Regions from separate parts of the Homo sapiens genome. Here region 1 is linked to region 2. A link is a loop called in an ENCODE intact Hi-C map of the cell type or tissue named here. Cell type or tissue: B cell. All regions are shown on one strand. Links, peaks and the distances in the headings refer to the core of each region. The heading gives the core; the rest is flanking DNA. Region 1 has its middle 26 kb from the start of CD70. Region 2 has its middle 38 kb from the start of TNFSF14.

The links. Hi-C counts contacts between places; a loop is a spot of excess contacts. Peaks named below come from ENCODE experiments on the same cell type or tissue, not always from the same donor. Only the 100,000 strongest peaks of a DNase experiment are listed, where the experiment ranks them.
Region 1: it touches region 2 in a loop (7-fold over the local background); 6 of 110 quality-filtered maps call a loop at or near these places.

The regions. Positions count from the first base shown.
Region 1 is chr19:6,561,258-6,569,597 of GRCh38, reverse strand. It overlaps the pseudogene CLIC4P2. Among named protein-coding and RNA genes, the nearest start is that of CD70, 26 kb to the left of the region's middle. RefSeq lists a silencer at 523-723. In B cell, for the core only: no CTCF peak of the experiment used is centred there; a DNase peak (open chromatin) is centred at 4,887; H3K27me3 peaks cover 773 bases.
Region 2 is chr19:6,627,645-6,635,984 of GRCh38, reverse strand. No RefSeq gene overlaps it. Among named protein-coding and RNA genes, the nearest start is that of TNFSF14, 38 kb to the left of the region's middle. RefSeq lists an enhancer at 4,332-4,833. In B cell, for the core only: CTCF peaks have their summits at 2,382, 2,582 (motif pointing right), 3,569 and 3,772 (motif pointing left); DNase peaks (open chromatin) are centred at 2,604, 3,784 and 5,134.

The DNA.
Region 1 (8,340 bases), core at 62-8,061, 66 kb after region 2:
GGAGGTAGAGGTTGCAGTGAGCTGAGATCACATCACTGCACTCCAGCCTGGGCAACAAGAGTGAAACTCCTCAAAAAGAAAAGAAAAGAAAAGAAAGCTGGGTGCGGTGGCTCACGCCTATAATCCCAGCACTTTGGGAGGCAGAAGCGGGTGGATCATGAGGTCAGGAGATCGAGACCATCCTGGCTAACACAGTGAAACCCCGTCTCTACTAAAAATACAGAAAATTAGCCTGGCATGGTCGTGGGCGCCTGTAGTCCCAGCTACTCAAGAGACTGAGGCAGGAGAACGGCGTGAACCCGGGAGGCAGAGCTTGCAGTGAGCCAAGATCGCACCACTGCACTTCAGACTGGGTGACAGAGCGAGATACCATCTCAAAAAAAAAAAAAAAAAAGAATAGAATAGAATAGAATAGAATAGAATAAAAATATTACTATTAAGCCCTATAGATCAAAAGTTCTTTTCAGGACAAAAAGGCACACAAGCTTGCAATTTCTGTAAACCAGCCAGATCTAGCCCGTGGTCAGTGGTTTCTTCATCAGGAAAAAGTTACTGAAATAAGTCTCTTGCCTAATTAAAGCCATAGTTATGGCTGGTGGTCAGTTAGCATCCAGTGGAGCTGCAAAGTGCTTTAACGTTGCTTATCTAGAGGCAAATGCTTGTTTGGCTGCTTGGGAAAAAGAAAAACTTTGTGGCATTTAGAACATAGTTTACTTCTTTTTTTTAGATGGAGTCTCACTCTGTCATCCAGGCTGGAGTGCAGTGGTGTGATCTCGGCTCACTGCAACCACCGTCTCCCAGGTTCAAGCGATTCTCCTGCCTCAGCCTCCCGAGTAGGTGAGACTATAGGCGCATGCCACCAACCTGGTTAATTTTTTGTATTTTCAGTAGAGATGGGGTTTCCCCATGTTAGCCAGGATGGTTTTGATCTCCTGACCTCATGATCTGCCCACCCCAGCCTCCCAAAGTGCTGGGATGAACATAGTTTACTTTTTAAGTGAAGGAGTGTGTGATTTAACCTTTGCTGGCATGGTCTTAGGTTCTGTTTATAATTTGGTATCTTTTTTTTTTTTTTGAAACACGATCTTGCTCTGTCACGCAGGATGGACTGGAGTGGCACAGTCATAGCTCACTGTAGCCTCGAACTCCCAGGCTCAAGCTATCTTCCCACCTCAGTCTCCCAAATACCTGGTGTAGGAGATTGGTCAGGGTGGTGGGAGAAATTATAGAGTTATAGGAAATAGACACAAACTTTCTTGGAAGGCCGGGTAGTTTGCATCACTTCAGTAAAAGATTTGGCTGGAGGCAGCTGAATTCTCTTAAAAGCTTAGGGCGTAGATACATAGGAATGTAGAGGAATTTATCTAAATAGCTTGTTTACTCATGTGGTCCTAAGACTGACCTTTGGTCATCTGCGGGTGCATGACTGCTCTCTACTCAGGAGGTCAGCAATGTTAATTACCCTCCAGTGGTGTTTACTTGAGACATTTGTCATTTAATCTGTACTAAATAAATGCAAACTTCGCCAGTTTATCGAGGCCAATGCTGTGGACTCAGGCAGCAGAGCCCCTTAGCCACACTGACAGGCAAAATGTCTGTGTCAGTGTACGTCTTTCATCCATCACTGGGTCAGGGTCCACAGATCGGACCTGGCAACCTGATACTACAGGTGCACGCCACCATACCTGGCTTAATTCGCTATCTTATTGTTACAGAAAGCCTGTTCTGTCTTGTGATTTTTATTTGACCATTAATGGTGGTCAGTTTTTGTGTCTAAACCACAAAAAGAAGGTATGCCTGGCCTCCCATCCCATTATGTCTGGGAACTAAGTTTTTAAGGTTTTTTACAGGGGCTTCCCTTGGCCAAGGAGGGATCCATTCTGTCAGTAGCAGTGGGAAGAGGGAGCTTGGGATTTAATTATCAGTTTACATTCCCCCTTTTTTTGGTCATTATATGCCAGATGCAACATCGATGGCCAAACTTCTATTTTGTCCCATATTATTGCTGGGGTGGTGTGTCTGCCTACCCAGGCCCAACATGTCCCTCGGTGGGACCCCATGCCCAAGGGATTTGGAGTCAAAATGTTTATAGCCAACTAAATATTCCAGGCCAGATGGGAATGGCGGTGGGCAGGTTCTCATTAACCCTGGGAACCCTTTAGGTAACATGAGAGCCAAAAATCAAATGCCAAAAGGCGAGGTTATAAAATTGGCATCTATTTAAGTTCTATGCATTGAGCTACTGTAATCTTGGTTGTAGTTACACGCTTGTAGTAATTAGCTATACAAAACATAAGCATTTTCCTAAAACCATTTAAGCTAAGGAATTTAGAGACTTTCAATGTGCTGCAAGGCTTTTTGTAGTCTTTTTAGTAATTCCTCCTAAGGTGGCTGATAAAATTGTTTATATAATTGGCATCATTTTATTACTGGGAGCACTATATCCAGAAGGCTTTGTCACCAGGTGATATTGTTTGGCTGTGTCACCACCCAAATCTCATCTTGAATTCCCACACATTGTGAGAGGTACCTGGTGGGAGGCAATTGAATCATGGGGGCAGGTCTTTCCCATGCTGTTCTCATGATAGTGAATAAGTCTCATGAGATCTGATGGTTTTAAAAACAGGGTTTCCCTGTACAAGCTCTCTTTTTGCCTGCTGCCATCCATGTAAGACGTGACTTGCTCCTTCTTGCCTTCCTTCATGATTGTGAGGCTGCCCCAGACACGTGGAACTGTAAATCCTTTTTCCTGTATAAATTACCCAGAATTGGGTCTGTCTTTACCAGCAGCATGAAAACAGACTAATACACCAGGTATCTGGATATCTTTCCGTAATTTTTGTTTAATTCTATGGAGAGCAAAACTTTTTATGGTTGGGATGGATGGAGAGAGGCAACATAGTAGGCCAAGACACAGTCTTATTTTGGCAGATGTTTGGGCATCTGTGTGCCCATGCTTGAGTAGGAGGGTCTGAAATAATTCTATCCCTCAAATTTGGCCCTTACAATCTCACATGCCCACCTCTTATGTGACAGTCCCTGAGCCTAGAGGGAAGGGGCTTATACAGGTTTAGCAGCAGATCATTAGCAATGAAAGCACATAAGTCCCAGTGAGATTCTAAATAGTTTTTAAATTTCAGAGATATCAGGCCAGGCATGGTGGCTCATGCCTGTAATCCCAGCACATTAGGAGTCCAAGGTGGGAGGATCACTTGAGGTCAGGAGTTCAAGACCTTCCTGGCCAACATGGTGAAACCCCATCTTTACTAAAAACACAAAAAATTAGCTGAGTGTAGTGTCAGGCACCTGTAATCCCAGTTACTTGGGAGGCTAAGGCAGGAGAATCACTGAACCTAGGAGGCAGAAGTTGCAGTGAGCCAAGATTGCACTACTGCACTCCAGCCCAGGTGACAGAGTGAGACTCCATCTCAACAAAAAAAAATTACCGCACAGCAAAAGAAACTACCATCAGAGTGAACAGGCAACCTACAGAATGGGAGAAAATTTTTGCAATCCACCCATCTGACAAAGGGCTAATATCCAGAATCTACAAAGAACTTAAACAAATTTACAAGAAAAAATCAAACAACCTCATCAAAAAGTGGGTGAAGGATATGAACAGACACTTCTCAAAAGAAGACATTTATGCAGCCAACAGACACAAGAAAAAATGCTCATCGTCGCTGGCCATCAGAGAAATGCAAATCAAAACCACAATGGGATACCATCTCACACCAGTTAGGATGGCGATCATTAAAAAGTCAGGAAACAACAGGTGCTGGAGAGGATGTGGAGAAATAGGAACACTTTTACACTGTTGGTGGGACTGTAAACTAGTTCAACCATTGTGGAAGACAGTGTGGCGATTCCTCAAGGATCTAGAACTAGAAATACCATTTGACTCAGCCATCCCATTACTGGGTATATACCCAAAGGATTATAAATCATGCTGCTACAAAGACACATGCACATGTATGTTTATTGCGGCACTATTCACAATAGCAAAGACTTGGAACCAACCCAAATGCCCATCAATGATAGACTGGATAAGAAAACGTGGCACATATACACCATGGAATACTATGCAGCCATAAAAAAGAATGAGTTCATGTCCTTTGTAGGGACATGGATGAAGCTGGAAACCATCATTCTGAGCAAACTATCACAAGGACAGAAAACCAAACACCACATGTTCTCACTCATAGGTGGGAACTGAATAATGAAAACACTCAGACACAGGAAGGGGATCATCACACACCAGGGTCTGTCGTGGGATAGGGGGAGGGGGTAGGGATAGCATTAGGAGATATACCTAATGTAAATGACGAGTTAATGGGTGCAGCACACCAACATGGCACATGTATACATATGTAACAAAACTGCACATTGTGCACATGTACCCTAGAACTTAAAGTATAATAATAAAAGAAAAAGAAAAAAAAAGTTAGCCTGGTATGGTGGTGTGCGCCTGTAATCCCAGTTTCTGGGGAGGCTGAGGCATAAGAATTGCTTGAACCTGGGAGGCAGGGGTTGCAGTGAGCCAAGAGCATGCCAATGCACTCCAGCCTGGGTGACAGAGAGACTCTGTCTCAAAAAAAAAAAAAAAAAAAAAATGAGAGTTGGCTAGGTAAAGGATAGAAAGTATCAAAGAGAGAAAGGAAGGGAGTTCCTGACTGCAGGAACATCACTGGGCAATAGCTGGGAAGTGGGAAGGAGAAGCCAAAGGAGGCTAATGTAGATGAGGAAGAGGGTGGTGCAATATCCTTCTGAAGAACTAGGCAGAGACTTGTTCACTCAAGACCTTACAGGACTCCTGAGGCACCATCTTCATGGTTGGCAGAGAAGTTGAGTCTGTAGACCCTAACAAAATCTGACTGGACCAGGGATCAGTGGCTAGGTCAAAGATTGTCCAATAGGATCACTCCAGTTTGGATGGTAACTAATCCAGCCAATCAGCTCTCCCCTGGCATGCGTTCCACTGTCCATGGTTCTGAAGTATCTTTGCAAAATAAGACTGTTGATCCCAATCAACAGGTTGGCCACATAACTCTGTATTAGTTAGCTACTGCCGTGTAACAAATCATCACAAACTTAGTGGCTTGAAACAACACTCATTCATTATTTTCATGGTGTCTTCATCAGGAATCTGGGCAAGATTTATATGGGTTCTATTCTCAGGGTTATACAATCAAGGAGTTGACCAAGCTGTGTTTTCATCTGGAGTCTGGGGAAGAATTGTGTTCAAACTCATTAGTGTTGTTGGCAGAATTCAGTTCCTTGCAGTGTAGAACTGAGGCCCCTGTTTTTTTAGCTCATTGTTAGCCAGGGATCACTCTGCTCCTAGAAGATGTTCTTGGGTTTTTTTCATGTGGTCCTTACCACCTTTAAAGCCAGCAACGACAGGTCAAATCCTTCTCAAGGTCTGAATCTCTCTGGCTTCTGACTTTCTTGATATTTGACTTCTACATTCAGATTTATAGAGTTTGTGTGATTAACTCAGGCTCACCTAGACAATTTCCCTTTGATAAATTTAAGGCCAATTGAAGAAGTGGCTCAATCTGCAGTGTGGTGCAGTGCTGAGGAGCTGAGGCCATGGCCACCTCAATGCCAGACTGTCCAGTGAGCAGCATGGCCAAAGCCATCAGCCAGAGCAGCCTTGGAGCAGAAGCAGCAGCTGCCAACGTTTGCAAAGCCCAGCTGACCTGGCCTTGGCATTGTCGATGCCACTGAACAAGTTGAAGGAGGAAGACAAAGAGCCCCTCCTTGAGCTCTGGGTCAAGGCTGTCAGTGATGGTGAAAGCACAGGAATCTGCCTTTTTTCCCAGAGATTCCTCATGATTCTTTAGCTCAAAGGAGTTGTCTTCAGTGTCACAACTGTTGATCTGAAAAAGGAAACCTGCAGATCTGCAAAACAAGGCTCCTGGGAACCACCCACCACTTATAACTTTCAACAGTGAAGTCAAATAAGATTGAGGAAGCTCCTGAAGAAGTCTTATGTCCTCCCAAGTACTTAAAGCTTTCACCAAAACACCCAGAATCAAATACTGCTGGAATGGACATCTTTGCCAAATTCTCTGCATAGATCAAGAATTCAAGGCCAGAGGTTAATGAAGCATGAGTGAAGCATCTCTTAAAAACCCTGCAGAAAATGGTGATTATTAAAAAGTCAAGAAACAACAGATGCTGGTGAGGTTGCAGAGAAAAAGAAACGCTTTTACACTGTTGGTGGTAGTGTAAATTAGTTCAACCATTGTGGAAGACAGTGTGGTGATTCCTCAAAGATCTAGAAGCAGGAAAAACATTTGACCTAGCAATCCCATTAGTGGGCATATACCCAAAGGAATATTCATCATTCTGTTATAAAGATACATGCACGCATATGATCACTACAGCACTACTCACAATAGCAAAGACATGGAATCAACCCAAATGTCCACCAATGATAGACTGGATGAAGAAAATGTGGTACATATACACCATGGAATACTATGCAACCATAAAAAGGAACAAGATCATGTCTTTTGCAGGGACATGGATGGAGCTGGAGCAGTTATTCTCAGCAAACTAACACAGGAACAGAAAATCAAATGTCGCATGTTCTCATTTATAACTATGAGCTGAACAATGGACACAGGGAGGAGAACAACACACAGTGGGGCCTGTCAGTGGGGCAAGGAGAGGAAGAGCATCAGGAAGAATAGCTAATGAATGCTGGGCTTAATACCTAGGTGATGGGTTGATCTCCGCAGCAAATCACCATGGCACACATTTACCTATGTAGCAAACCTGCACATCCTGCACATGTACCCTGGTAGCTAAAATAAAAGTTAAAAAAAAAACTGCAAAAACTTATGAATATCTGAATTCTCCTCTCCCTGATGAAATTGATGAAAATAGCATGCAGGACACTAAGTTTTCTACACATAAATTTCTGAATGGCAATAAAATGGCATTAGCTGATTGCCATCTGCTGCCCAAACTGCATATTGTCAAAAAAAAAGTCACAACTTTGATATTCCAAAAGGAATGACTGGCCAGGCACGGTGTTCATGCTTGTAATCCCAGTACTTTGGGAGGCCAAGGTGGGTGGATCACTTGATGTCAGGAGTTCTAGACCAGCCTGGCCAACATGGTGAAACCCATTTCTACTAAAAATACAAAAATTAGCCAGGCTTGGTGATGGGTGCCTGTAATCCCAGCTACTTGGGAGGGTGAGGCAGGAGAATACCTTGAACCCGGGAGGCGGAGGTTGCAGTGAGCCGAGATCATACCACTGCACTCCAGCCTGGGTAATAAAGCGAGACTCCATCTCAAAAATAAATAAATAAATATAGAAAATAAAAAAATATAGAAAAAAAAGGAATGACTGGCATCTGGAGATACCTAACGAATACAAGTAGTAGGGATATGTTCAACAATACCTGTCCCAATGATAAAGAGATTGAAATAGCAGCAGAAACAGTTAATGTAGTAATGTAACCAAAAGACTCACCAAGTAAACTTGCATTTATGACAGAGATGTCTTCGTGTCTTCTCCTTAAAATATGCTTCTCCTAACAGACCACTCCTCTTCCTTTAGAGTAGAAATTGTATTTAGCACGAACATGAGTTATTCAAGGATTAGGATCAAGGACAGACAAGGTATAGAAGTTATCTTAAAAATAAACACTCCTGGCTAGGTGTGATGGCTCATGCCTGTAATTCCTTGGGAGGCCAAGACAGGTGGATCACCTGAGGTCAGGAGTTCAAGAGCAGCCTGGGCAACATGGTAAAACCCCATTTCTAGTAAAAATACAAAAATTAGCAGGGTGTGGTGGCACACGTCTACATCCCAGCTACTTGGGAGGCTGAGGCAGGAGGATCGCTTGAACCCAGGAGGCAGAAGTTGCAGTGAGCCAAGATCATGCCACTGCACTCCAACCCGGGCGATAAACCAAGACTCCATCTCAAAAAAACAAAAACAAAAAAAAAAAAGAAAAAGAAGAAAAAGAAAAGAAAAGAAAAAAGAAACAAACAAAAAAACACTACTGGAGGGTGCAATGGCTCATGCCTATAATCCCAGGACTTTGGGAGGCCAAGACAGGCAGATCAACTGAGGTCAGGAGTTCGAGACCACCCTGGCCAAACATGGCAAAACCCTGTCTCCACTAAAAACACAAAAACTAGCCAGGCGTGGTGGCACATGCCTGTAGTCCCAGCTACTTGGGAGGCTGAGGCATGAGAATCTCTTGAATCTGGGAGGCAGAGGTTGCAGTGAGGCAAGATCATGCCACTGCACTCCGGCCTGGGAGACAGAGTGAGACCCTGTCTCTAAATAAATAAACAAATGCATTAATTAAA
Region 2 (8,340 bases), core at 250-8,249:
GGGAAACACCATCTCTACTAAAAATACAAAATGAGCCGGGCATGGTGGCGGGCGCCTGTAATCCTAGCTACTCGGGAGGCTGAGGCAGGAGAATCACTTGAACCCGGGAGGCGGAGGCTGTGGTGAGCAGAGATCGCACCATTGCTCTCCAGCCTGGGCGACAGAGCGAGACTCTGTCTCAAAAAATAAAATAAAAAACTGCAAATACTTGTCAGTTTTGATTTCTAAGCCTCAGCTCTGTGGATATTTGGAGCCAGATTGTCCTCTTGGGTGGAGCCATCTGGGCACTGCAAGGTGCTGAGGAGTGTCTCAGGATCCTGCCTCCATGCCAGGATCACCCCCAGTTGTAACAACCAAAAATGTCTCCAGATGTTGCCAAATGTTTCCTGGAAGGACAGAATCACCCCAGTTGAGAACCACTGAATTCGATGATAAACACAGGCACATTTTTTGCCTATTTAAAGAGTCTGAAAGGCTCTGCTTCATTTAAATTAAGATTCCAAGCTGGATGCGGTGGCTCACGCCTGTAATCCCAGCACTTTGAGAGGCCAAGGCAGGGGAGTCACCTGAGGTCAGGAGTTCGAGACCAGCCTGGCCAAAATGGAGAATCCCTGTCTCTACTAAAAATACAAAAACTATTCAGGCATGGTGGTGCGTGCCTGTAATCCCAGCTACTCAGGAGGCTGAGGCAGGAGAATTACTTAAACCCGGGAGGTGGAGGCTGCAGTGAGCCGAGATCACACCATTGCACTCCAGCCTGGGCCACATAGCGAGACTCTCTCAAAAAAATAAAAATTAAAAATAAAAATAAATTAAGAAACTAGATACTGTCCTAATTACATTTTTATTCCTCCTCTGATCCTCCATGAGTAACTTAGAGAGAGTATATGATATCAATTCCTTTGATAGCGATGTGATTTATCACTCAGTATAAGGCCAAGCTTTGGAAATATTCCCTAAGCATTTAAAAATGCATCTATTTTTAATTATGGTAACATGTATAACATAAAATTTACCTGTAATCCCAGCACTTTGGGAGGCCAATGTGGGTGGATCGCCTGAGGTCAGAAGTTCGAGACCAGCCTGGCCAACATGGCGAAACCCCGTCTCTTCTAAAAATACAAAAATTTACCATTTTAACAATTTTAAGTGTACTCTTCACTGATATGAAGTATATTCACATTGTTGTGCAACCATTACCACCGTCCATCTCCAGAAAGTTTTTCATCTTGCAAAACTGAAACTCTGTGCTCATTAAACACTCACACTCACTCGCCATTCCCTCCTCCCCAGCCCCTGACACCCACCTTTCTCCTTTCTGTCTCTATAAATTTGCTCCATCATTTCCTCATATAAGTGGAATCATAACAGTATTTGCCCTTTTGCAGCTGGCTCATTTCATTTAGAATAATGTCTTCAAGTTTCATCCATGTTGTAGGATATATTAAAACTTCATTCTTCTTCAGGGCGGAATAATATTCCATTATATGGATATACCACATTTTGTTTATGCATTCATCCATCAGTAGACACTGGGGTTGCTTCTGTATCTTGGTTACTGTGAATACTACTCCTATGGCCACAGACGTAACAATATCTGTTCTCATCCCTGCTCTCAATTCTGTTGGGTATGTACATAGAAGTAGAATTGCTGGATCATAGTAATTCTATTCTAATGTTTGGAGGAAGTGCCATACTGTTTTCCATAGCAGCTGCACAATTTACATTCCTACCAGATCCTTAAGTGTTTCTTTTTTTTTTTTTTTTTTTTTTTTTTTGAGATGAAGTCTTGCTCTGTTGCCCAGGATGGAGTGCAATGGTGCCATCTCGGCTCACTGCAAACTCCGCCTCCTGGGTTCAAGCGATTCTCCTGCCTCAGCCTCCCGAGTAGCTGGGATTACAGGCACCTGCCACCACGCCAGGCTAATTTCATATTTTTAGTAGAGACGGGGTTTCACCATGTTGGTCAGGCTTGTCTCAAACTCCTGACCTCAAGTGATCCACCTGCCTCAGCCTCCCAAAGTGCTGGGATTACAGTCATGAGCCACCATGCCGGGCCACTAAGCATTTCTTAATGTGTTTCTTTGTTTGTTTGTTGTTGTTGTTTGTTTGTATGTTTGTTTGAGATGGAGTCTCCCTCTGTCATCCAGGCTGGAGTGCAGTGACTCGATCTCAGCTCACTGCAACCTCCACCTCCCAGGTTCAAGAGATTCTCCTGCCTCAGCCTCCCAAGTAGCTGGTATTACAGGTGCCCGCCACCACACCCTGTGGGCAGCAAGCCACACAGGTGCCGAGGCAAGAGACCGAGGGCACGAGCTGTTCCAGTATAATAAAGAAAATACATAAAATAAGAATACTTATACTAGACATAGATCATGGATATGATTATATATGAATATCATTAATTATTAGTTTGTAGCAATTACTCTTTATTCCAATATTATAATAATCCTTGCTCTACAATCATAACCTAGGAAAAACCAGGCCATACAGAGATAGGAGCTGAAGGGACATGGTGAGAAGTGACCAGTAGATAAGAGTGCGAGCCCTCTGTCACGCCCGGACAGGGCCACTAGAGGGCTCCTTGGTCTAGGGGTAACGCCAGCATCTGGGAAGACGCCCGTTGCCAAGTGGCCCGTGGTCTAGCGGTAGCGTCAGTGCCAAGGGAAAACACGGGCTACTTAGCAGACTCGAGGCCAGGAGTTTAGAGAAGACTCTGCTCCTCCACCTCTTGTGGAGGACCTGACATTAGTCAGGCTCGCCCGCAGTTATCCGGAGGCCTAACTGTCTCCCTGTGATGCTGTGCTTCAGCAGTCACACTCCTGGTCCGCTTTCATGTTCCATACTGTACACCTGGCTCTGCCTTCTAGATAGCAGTAGCAAAATTAGTGAAAGTACTAAAAGTCTCTGATATGATATGCAGAAATAATGGCGTAAGCTGTCTCCTCTCTCTCTCTCTCCGCCTCGGCTGCCAAACAGGGAAGGGCCCCCTGTCCAGTGGACACGTGACTCATGTGACCTTACCTATCATTGGAGATGGCTCACGCTTCTTACCCTGCCTCCTTGTCTTGTATCCAATAAATAACAGTGCAGCCTGGCATTCGGGGCCACTACCGGTCTCTGCGTCTTGGTGGCAGTGGTTCCCCGGGCCCAGCTGTCTTCTTTTATCTCTTTGTCTTGTGTCTTTATTTCTACGATCTCTCATCTCCTCACACACACAGGGAGAAAAACCCACCGACCCTGTGGGGCTGGTCCCTACATACCCTGGCTAATTTTTGTATTTTTAGTAGAGACCGCGTTTCACTATGTTGGCCAGGCTGGTCTCAAACTCCAGACCTCAAGTAGTCCACCTGCCTCGGCCCCTCAAAATGCTGGGATGACAGGCGTGAGCCGCCGCGCCTGGCCACAACAGGACATTTCAGTTCAGATCCACATTCCAAGTGCCATATAGTAACATATGGCTATTGACATGGAATAGCATGGTATTGAGTAGCACAGATTTGGACCATCTGCATTAATTGCAATTCTTCATACATTTTGAATTTTTTGGAGGAATTATTTGCCTCTTCCGTATTTCTGTTTCTCTCCTTCCTTGCCTTGTTTCGGATTTTTGTCTTATTCCCGTTTTTCTTCTGAGTTCAGAAATTATACATTTTATTCCTATACTTTTAGAAATTTTAATTTACATATTTAATCTATCAGAGTCTAACACTTTAAGTCTCTTGTCTGCAAAAAGCCTCCTACTCGGTCTCCCTGTATCCACTGGCTCCCCCTACAGGCCATTCTTCATACAACAGTCAAAGTGAGATGTTTCGTAAACGTTTTCTTCCATAGACAGTTGACGTTTGAACAATGTGGGGTCTTAGGTGCACCAACCCCTGAGCAGTCAAACGGCCACATATAACTTTTGACTCCCCCAAAGCCTAACTCAGCAGACTGTTAACCAGAAGACTTGCTGATAACATAAGCTGTGGATTATCACATACTTTGTATGTTACATGTATTATACACTGTATTCTTACAATAAAGTAAGCTAGAGGAAAGAAACTCTTATTAAGAAAATCATGGCTGGATGCGATGGCTCACGCCTGTAATTCCAATACTTTGGGAGGCCGAGGCAGGCAGATCACTTGAGGCCAGGAGTTCAAGACCAGCCTGGGCAACATGGCAAAACCTCATCTCTATGAAAAATTACAAAAAAAAATAGCCTGGCATGGTGGCATGGGCTTGTAGTCCTAGCTGCTCAGGAGGCTGAGGAGGGAGGATGGCTTGAGCCTGGGAGTTCGAGGCTGCAGTGAGCTATGATGGTGCCACTCCACTCTAGCCTGGGCAACAGAGCAAGACCCTGTCTCCACAGAAAAAAAAAATATCTCCACCTGGGCAACAGAGCAAGATCCTGTCTCCACAAAAAAAGAAAGAAAGAAAAGAAAGAAAGAAAGAAAGAAAGAGAAAGAAAGAAAGAAAGAAAGAAAGAAAGAAAGAAAGAAAGAAAGAAAGAGAAAGAAAGAAATTATCTCCACCAGCCAAATGTGAGAATTTCTGTTGTTTCTCATTCTGCCAAATCTTATTATTTCCCATATTTTATCCAGTTTTATTTAGGCATCACTGGCAAATAAAAGCTGTGTATATTTAAGGTGAGAATGTGATGCTTTGCCGGGCATAGTGGCTCACGCCTGTAATCCCAGCACTTTGGGAGGCCGAGGCGGGTGGATCACGAGGTCAGGAGATCGAGACCATCCTGGCTAACATGGTGAAACCCTGTCTTTACTAAAAATACGAAAAATTAGCCGGGTGTGGTGGCGGGCGCATGTAGTCCTAGCTGCTTGGGAGGCTGAGGCAGGAGAATGGCGTGAACCCAGGAGGCAGAGGTTGCAGCGAGCCGAGATCGTGCCACTGCACTCCAGCCTGGGCAACAGAGCGAGACTCCGTCTCAAAAAAAGGAAAGAAAAAGAAAGAAAGAAAGAAAGAAAGAAAGAAAGAAAGAAAGAAAGAAAGAAAGAAAGAAAGAAAGAAAGAAAGAAAGAAGGAAGGAAATGTGATGCTTTGATACACCTATATGCTAAAATTATCACCACAGTCATATCTCGCTGTGGTTTTAATTTGCATTTCCCTGATGATTAATGACGTTGGGCATGTTTTCACACACCTGTTAGCCATTCGTGTGTCTTCTTTTGAGGAATGCCTATTAAGATCATTCGCCCATTTTTAAATTGAGCTATTTGTTATGTTGCTGTTGAGTTATATGAGCTCTTTATATATTTTAGAGATCTCAACCCCTTATCAGATATATGGCTTACAAATATTTTCTCTCCATCCATACGTTGCCTTTTAATTTCCTTGATTGCTTCCTTTGCTTGGCAGAAGCTCTTTAGTCTGTTGCAATTCCACTTATTTTTGCTTTTGTTCTCTGTGCTTTTGGTGTCAAATCCAAAAAATCATCACCAAGGCTGGGTGTGGGGGCTCACACCTGTAATCCCAGCACTTTGGGAGACCAAGGCAGGCGGATCATGTGGGATGGAGTTCCATGTACCCAGGCTTTTAGGCTGCTGTTCTTTTTTGTTATGTTTTGTTTTGTTTTGTTTTGTTTGTTTGTTTGTTTGTTTGTTTGTTTTTGAGACGGAGTCTTGCTCTGTCGCCCAGGCTGGAGTGCAGTGGTGCGATCTCGGCTCACCTCAAGCTCCACCTCCCAGGTTCATGCCATTCTCCTGCCTTAGCCTCCTGAGTAGCTGGGATTACAGGCGTTCGCCAACACACCTGGCTAATTATTTTGTATTTTTTTAGTAGAGATGGGGTTTCACCATGTTAGCCAGGATAGTCTCAATCTCCTGACTTCGTGTTCGGCCCGCCTCGGCCTCCCAGAGTGCTGGGATTACAGGCGTGAGCCACTGCGCCCAGCCTGGGCTGCTGTTCTAAGCAGGGTTCAGCCTGGTTAATACGTGATGTTCTTCTGTTTGACCCCAATGTTTAAAGGTTTGACTTCTAAAAATCAAACTGCCGGGCCGGGCGCAGTGGCTCACGCCTGCAATCCCAGCACTTTGGGAGGCTGAGGTGGGCGGATCACGAGGTCAGGAGATCGAGACCATCCTGGCTAACATGGTGAAACCCCATCTCTACTAAAAATACAAAAAATTGGCCTGGCGTGGTGGTGGGCGCCTGTAGTCCCAGCTACTCGGGAGGCTGAGGCAGGAGAATGGTGTGAACCCAGGAGGCGGAGCTCTCAGTGAGCCGAGATCGCGCCACTGAACTCCAGCCTGGGCGACAGTGCGAGACTCCCGTCTTAAAAAAAAAAAAAATCAAACTGCCGTGGAAACTACTTTACCCGAAATTTTGGCTCACAGCTGATATGTTTTGGCTCTGTGTCCCCACCATAATCTCATCTCGAATTGTAATCCCCCCATGTCAAGGGAGGGACCTAGAGGGAGGTGATTGGATCATGGGGGCAGTTGCCCCCATGCTGTTCTCATGACAGGATCTGATGGTTTTAAAAGTGGCAGTTCCCCCTGTCTCTCTGTCTCTCTCTCTGTCTCTGTTTCTTCTCCTGCTGCCATGTAAGACATGCCTGGCTTCCCATTCGCCTTCCACCATGATTGTAAGTTTCCTGAGGCCTCCCAGCCATGTGGAACTGTGAGTCAATTAAACCCCCTTTCTTTGTAAATTACACAGTCTCAGGCAATATCTTTATAGCCGTGTGAGGACAGACGAATACAACAGTCTTCATGGGATTACCTATCAGAGCAGACAAAATGCAGCCATGTGAACACGTTCATAGATAGGTGAGTTTGTATTACTATCTCATGACTAGAATTCCTTTTTTTTTTTTTTTTTTGAGATGGAGTCTTGCTCTGTCGCCCAGCCTGGAGTGCAGTGGCATAATCTTGGCTCACTGCGATCTCCACCTCCCAGGTTCAAGCAATTCTCCTGCCTCAGCCTCCCAAGTGGCTGGGACTACAGGCGCCTGACACCACACCTGGCTAATTTTTGTATTTTTAGTAGAGATGGAGTTTCACCGTGTTGGCCAGGCTGGTCTCAAACTCTTGACCTCAGGTGATCTGCCTGCCTCAGCCTCCCAACTAGAATTCCAAAGTAAAAGCTATTGGATCTTTGTTTCTGTGTGTGAGTACATATTTAGATGTGTGTATATGTATGTATATTTATTGTTATATGTTATGCCTACCAATTTGGCTTATAAATAAAAGAGTGCTCATTAATTAAGTCCAAAGTATTTTTCAAGTTTATATGACTTAAGTAAGTCTTTAATGAGCAAGCTTTTTTTTTTTTTTTTTTTGAAATAGAGTCTCATTCTGTCGCCCAGGCTGGAGTGCAGTGGCATGATCTCCACTCACTGCCACCTCCACCTCCTGGGTTCAAGCGATTCTCAAGTCTCAGCCTCCTGAGTGGCTGGGACTGCAGTTGTGTGCAATTATGCCTGGCTAATTTATGTATTTTTTTTTAGTAGAGATGGAGTTTCTCCATGTTGGTCAGGCTGATCTTGAGCTCTTGACCTCAAGTGATCCACCTGCCTCAGCCTCCCAAAGTGCTGGGATTACAGGCATGAGCCACTGTACCTGGCCAACAAGGTGGTTTTTAAATTATTGGTAAAATAGGAATAGAAATGTCTTCAGAATTGTCAGCATACATTTTTCTCTGGGTTTCATATTTGTCTCTTCTAGATATTTTGAGGTATCAGGGTTTGGCATAGAAGGTTATCAAACCATAAACCCAGCCAAAACAAAATGATCTTTTTGTGTTTTTTTTTATATAAGTAAGACTATTTAATGTTATTGGTTTAATGAAAACACCTGAGTCTACTGAGTTATTGGTGAAAATGCCCATGCAGTTAACTTTAAGGTTCTTATTTAGGTGAACATCTGATATTCACAAGTTATAAAAGGGTTAACAAGAAAATAATGTGTAAATAATCTATATAAACTGCTAAAAATAAAGTGTAAATGGGTTAAGTGCTGCAGGTGAACTTATTGTGTAACTTAAAATCTTAAAATTATGTTTAAGAATAATATTTAAAATTATGCTTATTAGATGTCTGGGTCATTTCTAATTAAGGAAGGGTTATGATATGGGGAAATATGTTTCTAAAAATTATGGAAGAGTTCTCATTATAAAATGCTAATATCTGATAGGTAGCTCAGGATTTCTTTCTTCCTAGGTTTTCACTAAAATTTGAGGTTACTAAGGATAAGAATTCTAGTTAATATATAATTCTGCATATAAAATATGCCAAAGAAGAGATGTTCTTATTGAGAAAAAAATTATTATCAAATTCAGAAGTTATCTAAAGGTTAATTCAAATTATGGACTTGAAAAGAAAGGAACCAATAAGTA